2 separate regions of the Homo sapiens genome follow, and region 2 is linked to region 1. A link is an interaction called in ENCODE POLR2A ChIA-PET data of the cell type or tissue named here. Cell type or tissue: PC-9. All regions are shown on one strand. Region 1 overlaps SOCS4 (suppressor of cytokine signaling 4). Region 2 overlaps FBXO34 (F-box protein 34).

The links. Peaks named below come from ENCODE experiments on the same cell type or tissue, not always from the same donor. Only the 100,000 strongest peaks of a DNase experiment are listed, where the experiment ranks them.
Region 2: POLR2A ChIA-PET joins it to region 1 with 5 read pairs; 2 of 35 experiments call an interaction of 5 or more read pairs at or near these places.

What each region holds. Positions count from the first base shown.
Region 1 is chr14:55,032,665-55,037,664 of GRCh38, reverse strand. All of the region lies in intron 2 of SOCS4 (suppressor of cytokine signaling 4), which reads right to left. Among named protein-coding and RNA genes, the nearest start is that of SOCS4, 7.9 kb to the right of the region's middle. In PC-9, no CTCF peak of the experiment used is centred here; no DNase peak of the experiment used is centred here.
Region 2 is chr14:55,326,774-55,331,773 of GRCh38, reverse strand. The region is part of intron 1 of FBXO34 (F-box protein 34); the gene reads right to left. Among named protein-coding and RNA genes, the nearest start is that of FBXO34-AS1, 57 kb to the right of the region's middle. RefSeq lists enhancers at 3,082-3,583, 4,393-4,532. In PC-9, no CTCF peak of the experiment used is centred here; no DNase peak of the experiment used is centred here; H3K27ac peaks cover 586 bases.

The DNA of each region.
Region 1 (5,000 bases):
AAAATTAGCTGGGTGTGGTGGCAGGCGCCTGTAATCCCAGCTACTTGGGCGGCTGAGGCAGGAGAATCGCTTGAATCCGGGAGGCGGAGGTTGCAGTGAGCCGAGATTGCACCCCTGCACTCCAGCCTGGGTGACAAGAGTGAAATTCCTTCTAAAAAAAAAATAAAAAAAAAGAGGTGGAGACAACTAGAATAAGAATTTTTTTGGAAATTAAAAATATGATTGTTAGGCCAGGCACGGTGGCTCACGCCTGTAATCCCAGGACTTTGGGAGGCAGGTGGATCATCAGGTCAGGAGTTCAAGACCAGCCTGGCCAAGATGGTGAAACCCTGTCTCTACTAAAACTACAAAAATTAGCTGGGCACAGTGGTAGGCACCTGTAGTCCCAGCTACTCGGGAGGCTGAGGCAGGAGAATTGCTTGAACCCGGGTGGTGGAGGCTGTGGTGAGCCGAGATCATGCCACTGCACTCTAGCCTGGGCGACAGAGTGAGACTCTGTCTCAAAAAAAAAAAAAATATGATTGCTAAAATAATTTTTTTTTTTATTGAGAAAGGGTCTCACTTTGTCACCCAGGCTGGAGTACAGTGGCACTGATCTCAGCTCACTGCAACCTCTGTTTCCCAGGGCTCAAGTGATCCTCCTGCCTCAGCCTCCCAAATAACTGGGACTACAGGTGCATGCCACCATGCCTGGCTAATTTTTGTATTTTTTTGTAGAGATGGGGTCCTGCCATGTTATCTAGGCTGGTCTTGAACTCCTGGGCTCAAGTGATCTGCCCACCTTGGCTCCCAAAGTGCTTGGATTTTCAGGTGTGAGCCACTGCACCTGGCCTGAAATAAAATATTCAATAGAAAAGTTCGTGGGTATGCTTAGGAACTAATACAGCAAATAGGAAAAAATGGTTAACTAGACAGAAAAGACAAGAAAATTAGAGATTAATATAGGCATTTCACAGAAAACAACAACAAAATGGACGGGAGAAATTATTAAAGAAACTATATTAGAAAATTTCCCAGGAATGGCCGGGTGTGGTGGCTCAAGCCTGTAATCCCAGCACTTTGGGAGGCCGAGACGGGTGGATCACCTGAGGTCAGGAGTTCTAGACCAGCCTGGCCAACATGGTAAAACCCCGTCTCTACTAAAAATACAAAAATTAGCTGGGTGTGGTGGCAGGCACCTGTAATCCCAGCTACTCGGGGGGCTGAGGCAGGAGAATCACTTGAACCCTGGAGGCAGAGGTTGCAGTGAGCCAAGATCATGCCATCGCACTCCACCCTGAGGGACAAGAGTGAGACTTCATCTCAAAAAAAAAAAAAAGGTTAGAAAATGTCCCAGGACTAAAGGACAGGCACCTCCATATTGAAAGATCCCACTCAACATCAAAGTACATTATTCTAATTTTAGAAGCCTAGAGATAAAGAGGAGATACTAAGTCTTTCTGAGAAGGAAAATTCATGCTCACCATGGAAAACCCAAACTAGGCATAAAGTTATAAGGAAAAAGTAAATATATCCATAATCCCACCACCCAGCAGTAACCACTTTAACATTCTCAGTATCTCTATATATGTATATGGATGGCAAGGATGCATTCCCACAGCATAGCGGCGGCAGGCATTAGAAACATGGTTTGAGTCCATAAGAAGACATGTGACTTTAATATTTTGCTAATGTGCTCGTGTCCGCATTTTTTTTTTCTTTAAATCATAGCCATATGGTAAATTTTCTATTTTGTTATGTTTCTCTTTTATTCATGGGCATGCAGTGGGTGTTTCTTGGAAATGGCCAATTTTTATTAAAATATTTCTGGAAGAAAAAAAAAAAAGAAACATGGTTTAAGTCCAGTTTCTGTTTTGTGCTAGCCATATAACCTTGAAACATCAGTGCATTCACATGTAAAATGGAGGTACTAATGCTATCTATTTCACTGGGCTGTTGGGGATAAAATAATGCATGTATTCAGCTCAGGTCCTAAATGTATTAATTACTCAATATATGTTAACATATATGTTCATATTTTCTTTTTGTTTTAAAAAGAAACAAAGATTACATATGTTGTTTTGTTAAAGCACCTAAGCCAGTCTTATTGGCTTTACAGTTTTCTTCATAATGAAGAAATCACAGAATACCTCTGTCTCTAGTGCAGTGTTACTACAAGGTAAAGAGATTTTCATGAGCAAATATAATTTTCAGGAGGAAAACTAATGTTTCAAAGTGAAAAAGGATCCACATGTCAGATACAGGTGAAACTCATAGACCATGAAGTTACAGAAAAATTTGACATCTTCCCCCAAAGAACAAGTTTACACGCTAACAAAACAGGTTTTCTTTTGCAAGACTCCCAACTTGTATGTTACAGGTACCAGTCAATCAAGTGTGTTTGGATTTTAGGGTAACTGTTTTTACGTGTGCTAATGCTGTAGATGTCCATAAAATAAAGTGAAAAATATCACTGCCCTAGTTGAGTTTTCCACACGTTCACCTGTACTTAAAGAGCTAATGCAGGCCGGGCACGGTGGCTCATGTCTGTAATCCCAGTACTTTGGGAGGCCGAGGTGGGTGGATCATCTGAGGTCAGGAGTTTGAGACCAGCCTCGCCAACATGGCAAAATCTCCTCTCTACTAAAAACACAAAAATTAGCCGGGTGTGGTGGCGTGCACCTGTAGTCCCAGCTACTTGGGAGGCTGAGGCAGAAGAATGGCTTGAACCTGGGAGGCGGCGGTTGCAGTGAGCCAAGATTGCACCATTGCACTCCAGCCTGGGCGACAGAGCAAGATTCCATGTCAAGGAAAAAAAAAAAAAAACAGAGAGAGAGTTAATGCAATGAAAACTTTTTTTTTTTTTGAGGTGAAGTCTCACTCTGTCGCCCAGGCTGGAGTGCAGTGGCGCAACCTCTGCTGCCTGGGTGCAAGTGATTCTCCTGCCTCAGCCTCCCAAGTAGCTGGGATTACAGGCACCTGCCACCGCGCCTGGCTAATTTTTGTAGTTTTTTTTAGTAGAGACGGGGTTTCACCATCTTGGCCAGGCTGGTCTTGAACTCCTGACCTCGTGATCCACCTGCCTCGGCCTCCCAAAGTGCTAAGATTACAGGCATGAGTCACCGCGACTGGCCTGAAAACTTTCTGATTAGTTACTGTTTTGTATCTATCTCAGAATTAGAGCTTTATATAAATTTTGCGTAGCTATTCTTTTGCTAGAGAACTGTTAAGTTCATGCTCAAGAAGTCCTACTTTTATAAAATGTTATCTTTTGCCCCATCAATATATGATCCAGAATGTCATCAGATATTTTAGTCTTCAAAGTTGGAAGAAAATTTTTCTATTTATATTTGTCTAAAACATACAAAAACTAATATTAGTACTAAATATGGTTGATAATGTTACCATCATGCATTGTCAGATGGTCATTTGTCTGTGCTGTTCCTAAGAGAAGAATGGGAATTCCAAAAAGCTGACAAATTATGGCAGCCAGCCCTCTCCATTTCTTTATTAACTTTCAGTGTACTGTTTATATCTTTTTGTTTGTTTGTTTTTGAGACAGGGTCTCACTGTCACCCAGGGTGGAGTGCAGCAGTGCGATCTCGGCTCACTGCACCTCCACCTCCCAGGTTCAAGTGATTCTCCTGCCTCAGCCTCCCCAGTAGCTGGGATTACTGACATGTGCCACCACGCCCAGCTAATTTTTGTATTTTTAGTAGAGACAGGGTTTCACCATGTTGGCCAGGCTGGTGTTGAATTCCTCGACCTCAAATGATCCACCCACCTCGGCCACCCAAAGTGCTGGAATTACAGGCATGCGCCACCGTGCCCAGCTTTACTGTTTATATCTTACTAGAATATTTCGTGGATTGTATTATTTTAAACAAGAGAATCTTTAAAATACTTTGTAATGAGACATGACCATAGACGTTTTATAACATGCAAGGTCTGCTAATTATCTCAAGACAAAGTACTTACATAAGTTGTTGAACTTTTAAGAGGAGTTGTGCATTTTTCTTTTACAAAATAACAAGTGTTCTAAATTTCATAACCATTACTGAAATAACAAGTGGCTCTCAGAAGCTACTTAGCAGATAGATATATTTTTTAAAAACACATACATTTAATCATTCACTTTTCGGCATAGGTAACATCTTAACAATTACTGAGAAAGTAACTGCTTAAAAAATAACTGTGTGCTATGGAGAGATCTTATCAGAAAAAAGATATTTAGAATTTCTTTCACCATTATTTGATTCTGTTACAAAAAAATGAGAGAAGTCTATCAAACTTTCATATCTTTATACTTAAACACATATAAAGAGAATTTTCTAATCTCTTCCAGAAGCTTCTTTGAACCAAAATTCTAAAATATAAAAAAATCAATCATGTTGCTTTCAATAAAAATAACTTAATTTTAGTGAGAGAAAAATTATTTTTATTGTTATGAAGACTAAAGATTAGTTTTTTGAAATTGTGCTTTCGTATCTTGTCCATACATGTAAAATCTGAATGTAAAAAAAAAGTGTAGGGTTCTGAATCCGAACAAGTTGTTCCAGATAGCCTATCATTAATTCTTAAAATTTTATAAAAACTTTGTATAGGGCCGGGCGCGGTGGCTCACACCTGTAATCCCAGCACTTTGGGAGGCCTAGGTGGGTGGATCACGAGGTCAGGAGATCGAGACCATCCTGACTAACACGGTGAAACCCCATCTCTACTAAAAATACAAAAAATTAGCCGGGTGTGGTGGCAGGCGCCTCTAGTCCCAGCTACTCGGGAGGCTGAGGCAGGAGAATGGCATGAACCCAGGAGGCGGACCTTGCAGTGAGCTGAGATCGTGCCTCTGCACTCTAACCTGGGTGAGACTCCGTCTCAAAAGAAAAAAAAAAACTTTGTATACATGAGGTAGAATAATAATAAGGTGGCTTTACCAACAATTTCATGTGACACAGAAATCAAAGATGATGGTTTGAAAGATGGTGACAAATCAAAGATCTTTGACTGTAGCTGCAAAAAAG
Region 2 (5,000 bases), 290 kb before region 1:
TATATATATATACATATATATATATATACACACATATATATATACATATATATATACATATATATATACATATATATATATATATACACATATATATATATACACACACCATGTTGGTATATATATATTTTTATATATTTTATATATATTTTTATATATTTTATATTTTTTTATATATATACACACACACCATGTTGGTATGTGTGTGTGTGTATATATATATATCACGCCTCAATTTAGTTTTCCAAACTCTAACCAAATTAATATCAAAATAATATTGAGGTGTTATGTATTTATTTGCTCTTTATAGCTGCATATATATTTGTAACATAGAAATTAGAAAATTACATCTATACTGAAGAACCTCAATACATTTCTTCTTTTGGATATAATTCATACCTTACTCAAATTTACAAACTACTACTCCAGAACAGAAATTATTCAGTGCAGGAGAGGATGAGAGTGGCATAGGAAAAGCCATTAATATATTTTTACCAGAGAAATTCAATAAAAACCACAAAGAAGGGAGAAATTTCTAGCCAGTCTCCTCCAAATATGCAACACTGGAATTGTGCTCAAATTGAAACTACCTAGTGGGGCCTAAAGAGATCAGGGTATTATAATAGAAGCCCAATCTGTAACCTTGGTGAATTTTCTTCTGTTTCACAAGTCTAAAAAAAATTTCCTGTCTCTAATTTGAATGTTCAAGCAATCATTTCTCCTATTCAAATCCCACAGTTTGGGAGCTAAATTATCAAACAGATCTTTTATTCACTCACTCAATATATACTGAGCATCTGCTATGTACCAAGCACTCTTTCAGAGACTGGGGATACAGAAGTGAACAAAGCACAAAATCTCCATCCATAGAAAAGGTTATGTTCTAGCTGAGAGACAGATTAATAAGGTACACAGTATATAAAAGGCTATGGAGAAAAAAGGGAGCAAGGTATGTGTGTGCCATACACAAATTACTGATTGATTGAACCAGGGTCTCACTCTGTTGCCCAGGCCGAGTGCAGTGGCGTGATCACTGCTCACTGCAGCCTCGAACTCCCAGCCTCAAGCCATCCTCCCACCACAGCCTCCCAAGTAGCTGGGACCACAAGCATATACCACCACTCCCAGCTAATTTTTTTTTACTTTAATTTTTTTTGTAGAGATGTCTCACTATGTTACCCAGGCTGGTCTTGAACTCCTGGGCTCAAGCAATCCTCCCACCTCCGCCTCCCAGAGTGCTAGGATTACAGGTGTGAATCACCACAAATGACTTAGTCATAAGATTTCGGAAAGCTATTTTACAGTCATGCAGATCATAGAACAAAAAGTTTTGAAAAATAAAACCCACAAAAAGAATATAGTATGAGTGCACCCATTTATATGACAAATCCAGAATGGGATGAGAACATCAGGGTAACAGAGAGAAACAAAACGGCACAAAAAGAAAGATCTTTTTGAAACTGAATCTGATCCTGGTGTGTGCTCAAACCATTCCTAAAACAGATTTGAAACAAATTTAGAAGAACACTTACGGAGACAAAAAAAACTTAAAAGGGAAAGTATGTGGAAAGAACACCCACCAATCAGGTTAAAATGTCAGATTTTTAAGTCGCTGTTTGTTAGCAATTAAGTGTAGTATTTCCCAAGTTTACAAAACTAAAACTAAATTTGGATGGAAGAGAAAAGTGACATCATGGCTATCTGATGCCACTGAACTCTAAATTCCTTGCACACTTACAGAAACGCACAAATCTAAAACTACAGATAAATGCCCTCCACAGGTCCTCATTTGGGAAGACAGAAAAGGAGGAAGAGGAACACCAGTAGTAGAGAAACAAAAAAACAGGCCAGTCAAGCAGTTTAAAAATATATATATATATTTTATCTTAATGTAAAAACGCTAGTCAAAAAGGTAAAGAAAACACCACTGAAAGCTGATAGTTTTCCTGGCACGGAATTAGGAAAAGAGGAATAGTAAGGCTTAAAGAGGCTAAGAGAAAATATTCAATATGCTAGTCAAATTTAATCAGAGAAATCAAATTACTGTGAAATTTTCTTTCTGGTCTTAAAAAAAAGGACTTCAAGCCAAAATGCTGTTTTTAAAAAATAGGTCCACAGATATTTTAATCCTATTCCACCATTTCTACCCAATTCCTGCAAATCTCAGAAACAAACTCAGATGACTCCTCAAAAATACTACTGAATAGAAAGTTAAACCTTTAGAAAAGGAGTGATTCAAGTGTCAAGAAACATAAAACCTGGTGAAACATCCTTTAAGATTACTGAATTGGTTTATTACACACTTTCTTCAGGTGAAACAATTGAATGCATTTTTAACTTTCTAAGTGTTCATATTCTAAGCCTGAACTAGTTTCCTTGACTGTTCTAAAGCTTTCTAGATGATTTACTGCAGTATGTTCCTTCTAAAGATGTCTGATCTCATCCATTACCAACTAATTCTCCCCAATTTTCTCAGTCATCTCAAAGTTAACTAGTACACATCTTAAGGAGAGGAGTCTACGACACATTCATTCCTGCAACAAACATTCTATAAAATTAAATTGAAACAATTTTAAGACTGGGACAATATATGAGAAAAGAACTCAGCTGCATGAATTTTAGAAATAAACCACGTTTTAAAGACATTTTTCACAAATCTCCCTCAGCCCTTTCCTGGGCCTTTAGGCTACTCCACTCTCTAGGAACTTCTCATTAAGTACAATCATTCTGCAACAGGATTGATTGATACACGGGGGGGACAATTTGAGTAAAATGGGAACTGTTTGCTAATGTACTATACTTTCTGTGAAGAATACTAGGTACACATACACAAAGGCATACAGCTGGACCCAGCCCCATGGGAATACAAAATGCACACATGCTTACATCTTAAACATCATTTTGAAAACACAGGCATCAAACACACACCCTATCATACTGTTTTCCTGGAAAATTTAAAATATCCTGTGAGTTCACTGCAATACCCCAGGGCACCTCAAACAGTTTAGGAATGAATACCCCGACTGGATCTCACAGCTCTAAACATTACCTACGTGTTTCTCCAAGTGGCTAACCCAAACCTCTCTCCAGGACTACAAGTTTGTATACAGTAGTTTATCCTTATCCATGGTTTTGGTTACCCAAGGTCAACCATGGTCCAAAAATAGTAAATGGAAAATTCCAGAAACAATTAAGTTATCAATTGCACCCCATTTGTAGAAGTGTGATGAAATCTCTGCTCCATCCCATGCAGGATGAGAATCATTCCTTTGTCCAGGGCATCCACGCTGTCTAGGCTTCCCAATGTGTTAGTCACTCAGTAGCTCAGTAGCTATCTCTAGGGATCAGCTCTATTGTTACGGTGCTTGTGTTAAGGTAACCCTTATTTTACTTAATAATGGCCCTAAAGCGCAAGAGTAGTGATGCTGGCCAATTCACATATGCCAAAGAGAAGCCTTATAGTGTTTCCTTCAAGTGAAAAGATCAAAGTTCTCGACTTTATAAACAAAAAACATCGGCCAGGTATGGTGGCTCATGCCTTAATCCCAGCACTTTGGAATGCTGGGGCAGGTGGATCACTTGAGGTCAGGAGTTCGAGACCAGCCTGGCCAACATGGCAAAACCCCATCTCTACTAAAAATACAAAAAAATTAGCCGATCATGGTGGGACACACCTGTAATCCCAGCTACTCTACTCGGGAGGCTGAGGCACGAGGCAGAACTTGGGAGGCGGAGGCAGGAGAACTGCTTGAACCCAGGAGGCGGAGGCTCCAGTGAGCTGAGACCACCACCACACTCCAGCCTGGGTGATGGAGTGGGAGTCTGTCTCCAAAAAAAAAAAAAAAAAAAAAAAAAAAAAAAAAAACCAACAACAACAAAGAAAATCATATGACGAGGTTGCTAAGATCTGTGGTAAGGATGAATCTTCTGTCCATAAAATTGCGAATGAAAAAAGATTTCGTGCACAATATATATAGGGTTTGGCACTACCCAAGGTTTCAGGAATCCACCGGAGGCCATGGAACGTATCCTCCAAGGATAAGAGGGGCTACTGTCTATTCGAAATCTCCACTTGGATGTCAAGCACCTTAAACTCAACATGTCCAAAGTAAAAATCCTGATTCCCTATGCACTTTCCAGTACTACTCTCCAAAATCTTTCCTATTTTAGTAAACAGCAACATTTTTTTCCCAATAGCTAATGCTATTGGAAAATGACTCCATTTTCCTCTCACAAACCACATATGCAAATCCTGTTGGCTCTATCTTCAAAATATATTCAGAATAAACTACAACTCACCACCTCCACTGCTACTACCCTGTTTTAAGTCACCACCATTTCTCACCTGCACTTTGCTTCTACTCTCAAACTCCGCAGGCAGAGTGATCTTATAAAAGGGGAAGTTCCATCATCTCATTTTCTGTACCACACCCTTCAATGGTTTCTAAGATGCCCCCTCTCTTTCTCATGTTCTACTCAAATCTCTCCCTTTTGCTTACTCTGCTCCAATGAGACATCTTGCTGCTTCTGGAACACACAAAGCACAATCCCACCTCAGAGCCTTTACATGTTGTGGTTCCCTCTGCTCCTTCCCCAGATATTTACCCGTGTCACTCTTTTGCATCCTGCAGGCTTTTGCTCAATGTCATCTTAGAGAGGCACTCCCTGACTGTCCTCATATAGTACTATTCCCCACACTCCCTATTCCCCTTTTTCCTTGCTATACATTCTCTGCAGCACTTTTTTCCCCCTTTCTGACATGTGTCCATGGTACATCTCTCTCCACTAGATCATCTGTTCTGAGACAACAGACTTAGTTTTGTTCACTGCCATATTTAACAGGCCCAAAATAATAACGTTATACACACTCAAATACAGAATAAAAATTATACCAGCTGTTTTAGGAAGTAAAATTATACCAACTGTTTTGTCCTCATTAACATCAAAACATCCCTAAAGTTTGTATTATTGAGAGTTTTCTATCCTGCATTTGAAATTCT